Regions from separate parts of the Homo sapiens genome. Here region 2 is linked to region 1. The links are chromatin loops, found by intact Hi-C in ENCODE. Cell type or tissue: IMR-90. All regions are shown on one strand.

What was found. Hi-C counts contacts between places; a loop is a spot of excess contacts. Peaks named below come from ENCODE experiments on the same cell type or tissue, not always from the same donor. Only the 100,000 strongest peaks of a DNase experiment are listed, where the experiment ranks them.
Region 2: a loop joins it to region 1, with 7 times the contacts of the local background. A loop is called at or near these places in 24 of 110 quality-filtered maps.

The regions. Positions count from the first base shown.
Region 1 is chr1:63,916,242-63,924,241 of GRCh38, reverse strand. All of the region lies in intron 1 of ROR1 (receptor tyrosine kinase like orphan receptor 1), which reads right to left. Among named protein-coding and RNA genes, the nearest start is that of ROR1, 150 kb to the right of the region's middle. RefSeq lists a silencer at 6,111-6,180. In IMR-90, CTCF peaks have their summits at 3,250 (motif pointing left) and 6,159 (motif pointing right); a DNase peak (open chromatin) is centred at 3,391; H3K27ac peaks cover 623 bases; H3K27me3 peaks cover 213 bases.
Region 2 is chr1:63,612,785-63,620,784 of GRCh38, reverse strand. All of the region lies in intron 1 of PGM1 (phosphoglucomutase 1), which reads right to left. Among named protein-coding and RNA genes, the nearest start is that of PGM1, 23 kb to the right of the region's middle. In IMR-90, a CTCF peak has its summit at 4,766 (motif pointing left); a DNase peak (open chromatin) is centred at 4,764.

The sequences.
Region 1 (8,000 bases):
ATGAGAAAACTTCAAGTAGTGCTGAGTACATGAAGAAAATTAAAACACTGTAATGTGTTAGAAAGTCACTGGGGGAGAGAATGTGGTGAGTTTCTACGGAGAGGTCAGGTGGTTCTCTAAATGAAAACCTAAACCCATGCTATCTGCATCTGGAATAACCTGCACAAAGTGAACTGTTAACCAGATACCAGAGGTTGCTAGCTTTATAGTCTTATGAAATGGAAGAACCCCGTGTTTAGAGCTACAAAATTTCCAGCTATGCAAAGATCTTGGAGAATAGCATTCCAGGCAAAGGGGACAAACAGCACATGCAAAGGTCCTCAGGCCCCCTGGTTTTGGTGCATCCAAGGAAGAAAAAGAAGGCCGTCATGACCGAGGCACAGTGAGCTGGGTATCGAGGGGCATCCAGTGGAGGTGGGTAAGTGGGCAGGGACCACAGCAGGTGGCAGTTTGCAGGGTAAGGGGTACAGATTGATTCAAAGTGCAATTGGAAACCGCTGAAGAGTTTTACAAAAGCGAATGAATGATCTGGTTTATATTTTAATAAAATCACTCTAGATGCTCTGTCAAGTGGGAGTACAAGCAGAAGACCAGGTAAGAAGCTAGTATAGTAATCTAGGCTAGAGGTGAAGCTGATTTAGACTAAGGTGGTAGCTAGACACAATATAGATAGGCTTAAGGCATAATTTAGAAGTGTCAGAATTTGTGATGACTTCTGAGAGGAGAGGGAAAGAGAAAAATTAAGGATGATGTAATCCAGAAGAAAGTAAGCTACAACAATCCTCTTTGCCTGGGTACCTACTGTGATCTGGCACCACTGGCTCAATTAACCCTCACAACTCAGAGAACGGAGTACTATCCTTATTCCCACTTGCAGGTGAAAAACTGAGACTCAAAGACATTGAGTAACCAGCCCAAACCAACAGGACCTTGCGTCTCCAGTGTCAATCACCTTTTCAAGATTCCACATGGCCTGGGATCCTGTTCCAGAGTTACAAGGAAGTTTGCAGAAAGTTTTGGGGGGGAACCCAGCACTCTGTGGGTATATTAAATGCTTTCTGAGCCAAGAGGGGCTGAAGTGCCACGCTGGGAAGCCCAAGGGCAGGTGTCACACGCAATCTGTTTTACATCAGTCGCCCAGGGTTATTTCAGCCCCGTGATCTCACATGCCCCGTGACATGATGGGATGTGACAGGGCCAACCCAGGAGGCCCTACCAACAGCACAGGAAGCTGGCAGTTGTTTTCATTATTACTATCATTAGAATCAAGTAGCTCTTTTCCACTGAGAGCCACTGCTAATTTCTTAGCCGGATGGTCACTAACACTGGTTAATCCATGTAATACAGGGGAATATGGAAACAACCCTCAGAGTTGGAGCTGGAAAAACCAAGACTAAAGTCCACTTAGTCCTAAACACTTGGAATAGTTAGGCTGTGTATAAGTCTCTTAACCCTCTAAGTCTCTAGTTTCCTCTTCTCTAAAATATGGGTAACAAAACCATCAACATCACAGCACTACATGAGGATTACCTGGATAAGCTGTGTTAAAGCTCATCATCATCATCATCAATACTAAAAAGAAAAAGCCTGCTGTCTTCAGTTGCCGCTCTCCTCTATTCCTAGGAAAAGTGAGCTGTAGAACTCTTTATGAAATTCTGCAAATTAAGAATTCAAAGAATTCTGGAACAATTCTCCAATTCTGTTGCAAAGAGACGGATGTTTGGCACAAAATCCTGGGCTTCGACATAAACTCATGCTATCTACCTCTGGAATAACCTGCACAAAGTGAACTGTTAACCAGATACCAGAGGTTGCTAACTTTATAGTCTTATGAAAAGGAGAGAATCACGTGTTTTGACCTACTAAATTGAAAAGACTTACCTTTTACAAAGAGAAACAAAACCAAACCCCAGGCAAGTGAGCCTGTCTGAGCTTTAGGTGCCTCATCTATGAAATTGGAACAATTTCATAATTCAGACTACCTTCCTCCTAGGAGTGTTGTGAAGATTAAGTAAAATAACTCACATAAAATACTCAGTAAATGTTATGTCCCTCACTTCCACTCCCCAGCCCAGAGACTTTCTTTATTCTTAATGGGTTCAGTGCAAGAAGGACAAGCTGTGATAGTCTAGGGGTTTCTATTGGTAAAGAAAAGGCTGAAGTGGGCTGCTCTGAAACAGCATGAAGCCAGAAGCTCTATGCATCTCCTGAATACAGAATAGGCTGAGAAGCATAACAAGCCCTCAGAGAGACATAAACCAAAGTGGGAGCTCCTGAGATACCCCCTCTTTCCTGCCTACTGCTGAAGACAGACTCTATATTTTTTAATTATAAAAATGCACATTTGCAGTGTTTCTTTGGTTTTCCCAAGAGCTTTTGTGCATCCTGTCTCACTTCTGCAGTCCTGGGTGGGCAGAGCAGATGTTTACCAGTCTGCTTTGTAGATGAGGATATCGGGACACTGAAAGGCTCAGTGATTAAACTAGGTCACATAGCAAGTCTGTAAATGAGCCCTGATGAGAACACAGGTTTCCTGACTTCTAGCCTCCCACCCCACCCGCCCCACCCCACTCTCTCTGCCGCACCTTATCAGTCATGTTCCTAGGATAGCGTACATTCTTCCTTTAACTTTAAGGTGTGTTAGCATTGTAAACCGTGCCATTGGGCCTTAAGGTTCCAAGCTCTTAGATTCCTTTGGTGCACATGGTAGCGACAACAACCATAATGATCATGTTAAACTGGGGCCTGGGGCCAAATCCAGGCCTACTGCCTCTTCTGGTGTGAAAGTGACAATATGTTCCTGTCTTATCCTGCTTGTATTTCCTCTGCCATTTACTTGGTTCTCTAAGATCTTGCTACTTCAAGAGGTCACCTGGATGTGCAGCGTCGCCACCCCCATGAGCTTGTTAGAAATGCAAACTCGCAGGCTCCACCACAGCACTTTCAAATCGGAATCTGCATTTTACCATGATTCCCAGGCGATCCAAACGCACGCTGAATTTAATAAGCACTGCCCTGAAGAACTCAAAATGTGTTCAATAAACCGTCAACACAGAACATGGAAGGTGATAAAACACCCATACTGGCAGTTCAGAGGTGATTACCGAGTTACTTCGATTGTCCTTTAATCATGGTGTCTGGCACACAGTAAGCACTACATAAACATTTTTAGAACTAATTGCTGATTCATTATTTAATAATTTAGTCCGTTTGTAGGGTCTGTTCATCACCCTTCTCTCCTACTGCTCCCTCTTCTGGAGAGTTAAATGAATTTGGACATGTAAAGCACTGAGAACAGTGTCTCCCACAGAGTAAATGCCCAACAAGTGTCCAACATTCTTACTAACAGGCCATGAAGGTAGCTGCCTTCCTAACTGACCACTTTGGCTGTAAGAAGGAATGTGTAACACGGGCCACCTTGGGGCTTTGTGGGAATGCCACTTGGTTAAAGGAATGCAAACTTATCTTAAGAAATAGACACTCTGAAGCATACTTTGTAATGCATAAAAAAATTATTCCAGTGGATTCCAGGGAAATGATTAAGTGTCCAGGAGAGGTGGGCTGACAGATTATCAGTGTTGGTATGTAAACTATGTTTGGCAGAGTAGCGAAAAGCAAAGCACTTCCTCATATCTGTATCTGCCTCTCGTCTTGCTTTTGATTTGAAGATAAGAGACTCTGGAGTAATGAATCATGGTGGTGGAGAATGGCGTGATGGACAGGCCTCCTGAATCCGGTCAGACAGACACTTCTGTTTCAAAGGTAGCCTTAAGCATTAATGAGCCTTCACTTGCTAACCACTCCACCCTCTTGCCTTGTTCTTTGCCACTACACTGACTTTGCTCTTACCATTAAACCATACCTATGAGACGCCTTCCTGCTATTCTTTCCTTACCCATCCTTTGAAAAACCAGCTCAAATAAATCCCTCCTCCCATCACCAGTGCTTCAGCCTGAGGTCTTTCCTTCCTCACTTATTTGGCAGCTGGGTGCTGTTTTGTTGTTTAATTTTTTTTCCATTTAATTTTCCAAGTTACACCAAATATTCCACCAAAGCAGGGATTGCATCTGATATTTCTTTGAACTTTCCCATCCTGCCCAACAATGTTTCTCACACTGAACAGGGTCTTGGCATTTATGGGTTTACTGAGCTATTTTTACAAACAGATAAAAGAAAGACAGGAGATTACAGATGGATTTCCCATCACTTTTAATAAAAATAACTGCATTTCTATAACATGAGAAACAAAAGCAGCTTTCAGCATTTTCAGCTGCATTTAAGCTACATTTATTTTGCCTCTGCTAAGCGGATATTTGGTAGTTTTCCCGGATAGTTGAACCACCTTATTTTCTGCTGATTCCTATTACTATCAGATCATAAGAAGGCATATTCTGAGACGAAGCTTTAAGTTATAGATCACTGTGCATCGCTAATAATTAGTCAATACTCAATAAGTGCTGACAGCTGTGCTAAATGCTTTAGGTGCATTAATCATGACAGCATGATGACGGCGGCACTATTATGATCCCCAATTGAACAAAGAAACAGGCTCTGGAAGAGTAATTTACTCAAGGTCAGAAAGACAGGAAGTAGCAAGGCCAATGGAAACCAATATCTCGTCTTCCAAAAGAACCCAGATGCTTACCCATTATGCTCTGCTGTCTCTGTGTAAGTTTCCTCTATCTTGCTGAAACAATAAAAAGATTATCTAATAAATTAATATAGTTATCTAGTGCAAAAAAAAAAAAAAAAAGCCAATTCAATGAACACTGCTCATAGGAAAACTCTACCTTTAGGGGAATTCAGCCCAGGCTATAAAACACATTCTCTGGGCTGATTTTTGGCATAAAATGTCAAGGACAAAATAAATTTTTTGCTGATTAAAAGAAAAACCTCTCGGTAGCGGCCATTAAATTTTACAGCTGAAGAAAGAGGGCATTCATCGGCATTGGCTCTTTTTGGTCCTTAATCATAATGCCTAAGCTCCTATTAGTTTTAGAAAAACAAAAAGGAATTTTTTTCTCAATGTGTCAATATAATGCACTCCTTCCCAAAACAATGTTAAATAAAAATGAGGCATTTTTTTAAAATGCTTGAAGAGAACCAGTCCTACCCTTTGACCCTGTGCATTGAACCATCATTTCAAAGATGTTTCAAAGCATTTTAGTCCTGTTATTTACCCTCTAGATATTCCTGTCTTTTGGAAGATTTGTCAGTTTTTTAGAAAATCTCAAGATATGCATTAACATTCATTAATACTGAACTTTCAAGGCTAACTGGTTTTATTTGCTTAGCAAACTTATCTTTTTAAAAAGATGAATGGTTAAAGGTATTTCCTCATGCTGGTCATTGTCTCGCGGAGACAGCACTGCCCACCGATTTTGGGACCCAGATGAGGTCTCAGGACACTCTTCAGAGCCTAGGGCTAGCTATGGAACTGTTCCACGCACTCAGCCTCATGCCTCACTACTTGTGTGGGCAGCATTTGGCCCTCTCTCTATTTACACAAACTCCCTAACGGTCTCTGGCACCACTGACGTCTCAGAGGGAGGCACAGTATATAGAGTGTTTCACAAGAAAATTTTTAAACAAAAGGAATTAAAGAAAAGCCCTGTTTAATAGTAAGTTTTTACCAAGCTCCTAAATTCTCGAGAGCATGTGAAATATTAACTTTCCCCAAATGGGAGCACAGAGCTTGCCTTGTTTCAATTCATAGTGTTGGGTCACAAACGCTCTAGAGAGTACCACGCCCCGTTCTTAAGAACCTACTGAGATTCTTCATAAAGAGTGGTTTAAAAAGCAAAGGGTCTGGGCTCAGACAGACCTGCGTTCAAATTCTGGTTTTGACACTTTCCAAGTCTCAGGTACTTCATCTATAAGGTGGAGATCATAGTGGTAACTACTTCATTGCTTTGTTGTGAGATTCCTGTCGTATGATGTGCTGCTCATACCAAGCATTCAGTGCGTCGTGCTGGGTGGAATATAGTCAGCCTTCCACTATTCTGACTCAGGGAGGGACGCTTTGGCAGAAAGTACAACATGGTGAATCTCTAACATAAATTCCTAAAACTTCTCCTGTTCCAGGCACCCAAACGCAATCTGGGTCTAGCTTGGTTTACGGCAGGTGCCGGGGCACCCGAGTCAGGGCTAACAACAAGCATGGCCTCAAGGGGGCACTAGACAAGAGTCTGCGAGATGGCAGGTAGTGGTGACTCCTCACTTTGGAACAACAGTTGTCTCCCCAGAGCTGGCTTTCTCATCCTCTCTGCCCATCACTAGGATGGGAGAGCAGCATTAAGAAATTAGCCACCACCCTACTGCCTTCAGAAGCTCCTAGATAATCCCAAGACAGCCATTTTGCTCACCCACATCACTGAGCCTGCAGAGGCCCTGTCATTATGCCACGTGCTTTCCACAAAACAACATTTGCCTCCACCAGGGGCAGGTGGCAACTCCTTAACTGTCCAATACTTTCCCCTCTACCAACCACAGTCATTTCCTGTGGCCAGGGCTCTCCCCACGTGGTCTGCAGCTCCATCTGCCACATCTCCATTTTCCTGGACAGTCACTCTTGATTTCTCATCATATACTCCTTTTGGATAAAGTAAAATGCTGATTGAGAAGCAAAAATGATTTAATTTTTTATAATTTTGCATCGGTTTCCATGAAACAATAGATCATACAAATCTGATTTGAGTCTAGCAATAGGGGATTGGTTGAATAAAATGATGGCAAATTAAATTTAGTGGATGCTTAATCCTGTTTACCATACTATTAAGGGAAAATCATATTATTTTATAGAATAGAAAAAAAATTTTAAAGTATATGCCAAAAAATGGAAAGTGGCTTTTCTTTGGTTGTAGAACTGTGATTGCTTTTTTTCTTCCTGTTTGCTTATTTGCATCTTCTGATGTATCTGTGATACATTTAATAATTAATTTCTTAAACAAATACCCTTTGAGTACCTGCCAGGTGTCAGGCTTAGACTGAGTGCCAGAATTACCCTCATGGAATTCACAGTCCAGTGGAAGAGGAGACATTCATCAGGTAATCACACAAATGTATAATTATAAACTGGGACAGGAGCCACAGGGAAAGTATGGTGCCCAGTGACCAATGTAAGAGGTCACCTGATGTCTTCTGCTGTGAGGTTGGGTTCAGGGACAGTGTCCGTAAAGAAATAATATGTAATGTTGACTTAAGGAAAGAAGAATTGAAAGCTGAAGGGGAAGGGAGCAGAAGGGCTCACACGCAGAGGACAGCAAAGGCCCTGAGGCTGGACCCTGCACAGTAACAGTCTAGGAACTGAAAGTAGGCCTGAGCAACTGCAGAGAGAATGGTGAGACTTGAGCAAAAGGTAGGCCAGGGCTTTATAGGAGAAATTGAGGGTTTTGCTCTTTACCCTTAATGCAGTGAGTAACTTCAATGCAGGAGAGTAAAATGATCCACTTTAGCCATGAGATCACTGGCACCCTGGGCCACTGTCTCACTTCCCCCTACTCTGTCAATAGCCAAGGAGTCTCAGATGCAGGCCAGGTGGAAGCAGAGGTCTCACATCAGGAGGTGGGACCTTTGAGCTGATCAGAGCACTATGTTGTCTCTAAGGACTGTTCAGGAACAAAGTGTACAGTCTATGCCTGGGCAAAGGCAAATTACACTGGCACAATGTTCAAAACTCTATTTTATCTCAAAACCTGTAACCAGTGCTTCAGAGAACAAATGGCAGGTGTATTTACATTAAACATGAAACTCATTCAATCTTGTATTTGTGAAGCATGGGGCTCTTTTATTCCTGGTTTCACAGGGGTTTTGTAGTCTGTTATCTCCTATTACCATGTTATTAGGCTTTTCCTCAATCCCTACCACTCCCTTAACCCCTACTCCTTTCAAACTTTCTCCACAAGTATGTGCCACTTGGTTTTCCACCTTGATGAGCCCTTCTTGAGAAGGCGCCTGGCCCGATGAATGCTCTTTGTATCCTCTTGCCTTCAACAATGGTA
Region 2 (8,000 bases), 300 kb after region 1:
AGACAAGGAACTTTCATACTGGTCTTGGGTCCAATCAATTTCACAATGGCAGAGTTATGAACCCCTTCGCTCCCAGCCTTGCAAAGACTCCAGCTTCCATTTGCATCAGCAGTGATACCTTCCCAGTAGAGCATAGCAGAAACCGTAGACTTACCAATCCTTTATTCACTCTTTCTTTTCTATGTTTCTTTAAAAAATATTTAATGGACAGTTAATAATGGTGTCCCAGGCCCCATGTGAGGGCTGGCCTGAATGGGTTCACCTCTTCACACCAAGAATTCTTTCTTAGCTAATGTCCCAGGAGTGGGCATAAGGGATGAGCCTGATAACCCTATTTCCAGGCATAAGCACTAGAAAGAAAGGCAGAAATTTGGCTTAAAGCAGCAGGGTTAATCAGACACTCCAGCCCAAGGCCCTATGCTTGTGATGGCTGCAGGTGCCTGTTCCAGAGGGCTTGAAGTGTTTGTCCCCAAGAGTGGAAAACGGTTATTCATTTCTCCAGCCACCAGTAACTAAGCAGGTAGTAAATGCTCAGCCCCAGGCAAGGCACTACATTCTAACGGGAAGGGCACAGGTTCAGCAGCCAGATACAACTAGGGCTCAAATCTTTCACTGTAAAATGTATGAGAGGTACAATCTAGAGCAAGTTACTTAACTCATCTGAGCCTATAAAATGGGGATAGCTCTGAAGTTTGTTCAGAAAACTGAAAACAGGTCACATGTGAAAACACCCAGTACTGTGCCTGGTATAAGGTAGATTATCGGTCATTGTCAGCCCCCTTGTCCTTCTGAGCCTCAATTTCTTCATGAAATAATACCTCTCTCCCAAGGTTTTTGCGAAGATTGCCTCAGTTAATGTCTAGGAAAGCCTTTATGAACTGGAAAATGATGTAAAGATACAATTTTTTTTCTCACATTCTGAGTGGGGTTGGAGATAGAAACAAAGGTGGATGGGCCTCTGTTCTCAAAAAAGTTCACATCAGAAAGGAGCCATCATAGCGGGATGGCCTTGGTGCTATCCTGAAGGTGTGTTTACAGAGCTGCGGCTCTGAAGAGGTTGCAGTGACAGGGATGAGACTGGAGAAATAGTTGGGGCAAGTCTATGGAGCCTTGTGAACCGTGCTAAACTTTATTTTGAAAGTGCTGGGGAACTATGGAAATTTGTAAGCAAAAAGAATATAAACCAATATGTTTTTGGAAAGTTGACTGGCTGGCAGTGATGCCTTGAATGGCTTGGAGAAATAAGAGTGGAAAAAGATTAACCAAGGCTTGCAAAAAGGGTCCCATCCTTAGCTGGGGTGGCTTTGAGGGTCCCAGTCAATGTGATCTTGTCCAGCACTGTTCCTCTGCCAGCTTTCTACACACAACTTCAACTCTGAGTTCTTGGCCCAGTTTGAGCACTGCTTTTGTTTTTTTCCTCTCCTACTGTGAAGATACTCCTTGAACAACCTCTTTCCTCTGACCCTTTTTCCATACTGTGCTTTCTACTCATCTCCTCTCTTCTCTGAGAACTGTCCCCCAACTATTCCATGAGAGTGAAGGCCTGAGGCCAGGTGTCTACTCCAGGACCCTGACTCCAGGCCATGAGCAAATGGGGTAGACCCCTGACTAAAGCTGGACCACTCATGTTTTCTCTCCTTGGAATCTAGAATTGGGACTCAAAAGTGTACTAGCCAGATTAGGTTAGCCCTTGAACCAGAAAGACAGGTAAACTTATGAGCTGTGGGGCAAGAACAGTTGAGGCATGAGAATATCCACAGAACTGCTGCTGACAGCCTGACAATATGTGAGAGTCCGTGACAGCTATGCAGGATCCAACTCGGGATCATTCATACATCTCTAAGAGTTGTGGATCTGATGTACGGGAAGAATCAGAAAAGAATTCGAAATAGTATCAAGCAGAAAATAGGTTAGATGAATCTTCTCACGTAGGTAGGGCTTGCAGATTCATCAGACCTGAGAATCGGGAACAGGGGCTGGGAACACAAGCCACTGGAGAATCCCTTTTGGCGCTGGTATTCTGGACTCGGTGCCTCCACATCCAGACCCTTGGCCGAGCCACACCTCACCCAGCTGGTGTCACCCCAATTCAACTGGAAAGGTAACCCCTCATCACTTGAGGTGAGAGAATGGTTTTTTAAGTAGGCATTTTAAAACATACTCTCTTAAAATTAAGTGTACAGATGATGAAATATATCACATAGGATACAAATAATAAAATGAACATAGTATTAATATTTTTGGAGTAAGGGGGGGAAAACTAGGTATATTTGGCATTTGAAATACATTTAAGAAATGTGGGATATTAGTTTATCTAAAGATTAGCCTTGTGGTTCCAGTTTATAATTAAGTGCAGGTTGTGTTACTTATTTAGACAGGATTTTAAGTTTAAGGAGGTATGAGAAGAATTTTATGAGAAGAATTTTATCAAAATTATAAACATTAGTGGAACATTCCAGAAAACTTGGACTGTATTATATTTATAAGTTTAAGTCATCACATGCAGACAGTATACTATAGTACTTGAGGGAATGGCCTCTAAAGCCAAAGTGACAGGGTCTGAACCCTTATTCTACCAGTTACTAGTAATATGATCTTGGACAAGTTACTTAACCTCTTTGTGCTTCCATTTCCTCATCTGTCAAGATGGAGATAATGATAGCAGCTCTACTTTACTTGTTGTAGTCAAGTTTGAATGAAGCAATTTACAGATAGTTCTGAAACCAGGGTGGCTATAGTATGCCCTGTACAAGGATCTGCTGTTATTATTTGATTACATGAGAACAACTTGAATACTTGAAAAGTTTTCCTTATTAGACAAGGAATTTTAAAAGAAAACAAATATTTGACTTAAAAATTTGAAATATTCATAGGTGCTTGATTAAATGAGTTTGTAAAAAAAAAACCACACACACTGAGAAACCTAATTTCCATTGACAAATGGGTCAGCAGAGAGAGAGGAAAATGAAACAGATGTGCTGAGACAACCAGGAGACGCTGCCTGGGTTCCTCTTGTTTCAGGGTCTTTTTTTTTTTTTTTTTTTTTTTTTTTTTGTGGGGAGGCAGAGTCACTCTGTCTCCCAGGCTGGAGTGCAGTTGTGCAATCTCTGCAACCTCTGCCTTCCAGGTTCAAGCAATTCTCGTGCCTCAGCCTCCTGAGTTCTCGTGCCTCAGCCTCAATCCCACCTGAGCTGGGATTACAGGTGTGTGCCACCATGCCCTGCTAATTTTGGTAATTTTAATAGAGACAGGGTTTCACTGTGTTGGACAGGCTGGTCTCGAACTCCTCATCTCAAGCGATCTGCCCGCCTGGCCTCCCAAAATGTGTCTCAGGGTCTTGAAGTCCATCTGCCCCACCACTGCCTGTGGCTGCAGGAGACGCCCCTCTCTCTGTGTGCAGTCCTTGTGTGTCAGGCCTCATAGGGGCTCACTGAACCCTAATTGGGCTTCTGCTACTTATAGCTGCTTACATCTCTTTACAGGGCTGACCAGGGCTCCGTAGTACCTGGGTCCTGTTTGCCAGCTGTGAGCCAGGCCTCACCTGCTGTCCAGTACAGGCAAGAAAAGGAAGAGAGAACACTTCCTCCCCTTCTCCTTTGAGCTCCCTCAGTCCACAGCAAGGAGACAGGCCGAGTACCATTTTCTGACTAGGGGACCGTGGGCAAGGGATGTAGGCTCTTTGTGCCTCTATTTTCTCACCTTTGAAACAGGGATTGAAAGTGGTAGCTACTGCATAGATTTGTTGTATTAAGAGACAGGAGTTTACAAATGTAAAGAGCTTAGCACCAGCTGGTTCTAGTGCTTTGCAAGCCCTGCGTAAGTATTAGCCTTTAGCACTGCTCTGAATCTGAAAACAAGCAGGCGTGTTTCATACCCAACAATTGGGACGGGCCATTGGCTATGTGCATTTTAGTAGAGTTAGGAAATGTTCTCTAAAGAAAAGGAGAAATTACATTAAAATTGGAAGAAGGTACAAGGTCAGAAGAATTACAAGGGCCAGATGGCTTAGAGCTCTACAGAATCCCATGTTCACAGAGACTCCTGAAGTAGATTTTGAAAATAAAAACAAACATAACAGCTGCCTCTGCCTCAGAGAGTGTACAACCTTTAGCACGCGTCAGTTGGCTGTCCATCTGTTCACCCATCCATCTACCCAATATGTCCTATATAGACCGATGTGTTGTATTCATTTCACCAGGCACTGTACACCTCAGGAAGACTCAAGTTGCCAAGAAACTTTTGGTGCAGAAGGAGAGATAGATAAGCCAACAAATCATTTTAAAATGGAGTAAAAAGTACTCATCTGGGAGCCTACAAGAGAGCTATGAGCACTCACAGGGCAGACAAGAAGCCATGGAAGGCATTCTCCATCTGCATAATTGCCATTCTGAACCCATGTGGTTACGTCTGAAAACAATCTCCTCAATTTGAAGATGTGCAAGGCTTAGGAACCCCTTTTCATAAGTAAGGCACGTGTGAAGGAGTCTCCTGTTTTATCAGAAATGACCCATATTCAAACATTTTGACCTATAAAAACAGCCATTTATGTGGTTCATATAACATTTTTCTATGTCTTTTATTTCCTTTTTGGAGAATTCTCAAGACAATTTGAATTTCAATCCCTTAAGAATATTCACTTGGCGCTAACAGAAGAACTTTCCCCATTCTAACTTACCAGGAGCACAATTATTAAAATTCTTTGGTAAAAAGAGAACCAGTTAAGGAATCGCTTTATTTTCAAATCATTCATGGTCATATGTTGCCCTCTTGTGGTGGAAAATGGAAAAACAAGCAAGATTGCCAGCAGCCTCGTAAGGGGCAGTGCTTCACTCACCTCTGCCCAGAGCAGCCTTGCACAACTCTATGGGCTCCCTTCACCAAGATCACAAGGGAAATTGTGCCCCTTTAAGTTTTGTGGCAGGCAGTGGTTGGCCCTCCATCAAATAATTAAAATATGGTGGGACTCTGGGGCTTTTAAGAAGAGGAGAGAACTCCTGACCTCAAGTGATCCGCCTGGCCAACATGGTAAAACCCCGTCTCTACTAAAAATACAAAATTAGCCAGGCATGGTGGCAGGGCCTATAATCCCAGCTACTCAGGAGGCTGAGGCAGGAGAATCGCTGGAACCCGGGAGGCGGAGATTGCAGTGAGTCGAGATCGCGCCACTGCACTCCAGCCTGGGCAACAGAGTAAGGCTCTGTCTCAAAAAAAAAAAAAAAAAAAAAAAAAAAAAAGAAGAAGAAGAAGAGGAGAGAAATGGTGAGGTTATTTTCTGTCTGTCTCATTATTAAGATCATTTTCAATTATATGGTCTGGCCAAAATAGGATGTCCGGCTGTAAAGGACATGAAAGAAGGTGGCCACAAAGAGGGAACATCCTTTTCGATGGGGTCCTTGTAAGCCAGAGTTTCCATAAAATGCAGAGAGTGAAGCCTCCTTTAGAAGGTTCTGAAAGTAAATGAGGAAAGGTATGTGTGAAATGCTTCTCACAATGCCTGGCCATATAGTAGACACTCAATAAATGTTATCCAAACTACTAAAAACAGAAAGGGTATTGATAAGGACTGATCACATCCTTCTAACACATCCCCTGATCTCGAAAGCAGGTAAGCCTAGGTAGGAGGGCATAGATGCAATGGGTTTATCTGTGGATAAATACTGATTAAACATCTCCAATGGTCCAGGCACTGGAGGAATGGGACAGGTAGCAGAAGGAGGATTTAAAGAATCAAGTACAGTCCCTGCTGTAACCACTGGGCTCTGGAGTCAAACAGGCCTGAGCCTGAATCCTTGCTTTGCTCGAACCTTCTAGTGGTATATGGCCTTTCTGGCCTCAGTTTCTTTATTTGTAAAATAGTAAGGACAATGATGCCTGCTCAAAGGTAGTAGAAGATAAATTCAGTAGGCCACAATGTGCTGGGTCATGTTTCAAATGCATTACAAGCATTAACTTATTTAATCTTCACAACAACTGTATAGGGGCTTATTATTCTCAGCCCTTATCCTAGGGATAAGGAAAATGGGGGATACAGAGATTATGTCATCTGTCCGAGGTCAGGTAGATTGTGGAGATGGGCTTTGATTTAGTGAACTGTCTGTATATCATTCATTTTACATATAGATTTGATTCAGCCAACCCAAGTTAGAAGGCTTGCTCTAAGAAGACACCAGGTCATACGCAGTCTGTCTCCAGAGCCCAGACATGTAACTATCATGCTACCTTGCCTTGTAATGTAATATGCAGCCAGGTGAACAGCAAAGACTCAATAAACAAGAGCTTTTAAAGCATGTGGGTAAATGTGGGCATCTGTGGGAATTCCTTAGATGGGCAGTGGCTCATGGGGGCAGCAGCAAGGCATTCTCTCTTGGCCTCAATCAAGGCTTCAGTGAGAGCAAGGCTTTAGGGATATAAAAAGTTGGACTTTCCTTAAAAAGTTTAGGAACCCCTAGACTGTAGCGCTACATAACTATTAAAAAGGGTCTTGAGGAATAGAGCACAGTGGAAATCCAGGTTCAAATTCCAACTCTTGATACTTTTTAGTATCTTGGAGATCTTGGGCGAATCACTTAGCTTCTATTTCTGCATCTGTAAAACAGAAGTCTAAATACCAATCAATTAAGAGTTGTTGAAAAGACTATATGAGATCATGTAAAGTGCTCAGCACAGTGAATATCATTACATGTAGGTTTTCATGCAGGCTTAATAACAACTCAGTGGTGTAGGTATTCTCACTATTCCCATTTTACTGATAAGGAAACTGAGGATTAAAGAAGTTACACGAGTTGCTCCAGGACTCACAATAAATTGGAAAGGCAGGCTTCAACACCAGTTTTAAAGCCAAAGCTCACGTTTCTCATCATTGGGCTATGTATGGCTCCTTTGGATGATCAAATTTGTTTAAACTTGAAGAAAATTAAGAGGAAATAGATCCCAAGTGACTCCCAAAGGGCTACTGCCCAAGTGCAAAGTATATGTGCTTTGGTGTCTGTACAAAACCCACCTGCATTTGGTGGACAGAGTATAGATGTCATGGTTGAATGGTGCACTACTCCCGCCCCCTCCAAAAAAAAAAAAAAAAAAAGATACATTGAAGTCTTAACCCAGGAACCTGGGGATGTGACCTTATTTGGAAATAGGGTCTTTGCAGATGTAATCAAGTTACAATGAGAGCATACTGGATTAGGGTGGCCCTAAATTCAATGACAGGATTTAGGAGAGGGAAATTTGGAGACAGAGACAGAAGAGATACATAGGGAAGAATGCCACGTGAAGACAGAGGTAGAGATTGAAGTTACACTGCACCAGGGATTGCTAGCCACCACCAGAAGCTAGGAAGAGGCAAGGAAAGAGTCTCCCCTAGAGCCTTCAGAGGGAGCATGGTCCTGCTGTCACCTCGATTTCAGACTTCTAAGCTGCCAGAAGTGCAAGAGAATAAATATCCATTGTTTTAAGCCACACAGTTTGTTACAGCAGATAGCAGCCCTAGGAAACTGCTAAGTGCTTAAAAAAAAAAAAAAAAAAAAAAGATAAGCCAACTCCTTTTGCAGCAGAGTGGCTGGTCTGAGTGACAGGCAGTCTGGGTAGACTATTCCTCTACCCTGCCCCCCAACCCCCTACACCTTTTCTTTGCCTCAGAGTGTTTGGTTTCTAGCATTAAGTAACCCTGCATGGGCCATGCTCCATATACACAAACAAGCTTCCTCCTTTGCTCTGTGGTATGGAGAGACTGCATCTCACTCATTTTTAACCTCAGTACCTGGAATGGGGTTGGGCACATACAGATAGTCAATAAATGTGTGAGTGACTAAAATATTTAAGTGAGAGCATCAAACGACCCCTGTAATTAGTGTTTCTGAGCAAGGAGGCGAGTTTTCAGGCAGGAGTCAGGAGTGGTTTCCCTTCCTGAGACCAACCTCAAATAGAAAATTACTCCCCTAATCACAGACAACTTCCCAAAGCACAAGGTGTCTACAACAGAGGGCACTCTGCCTGGAACTGGC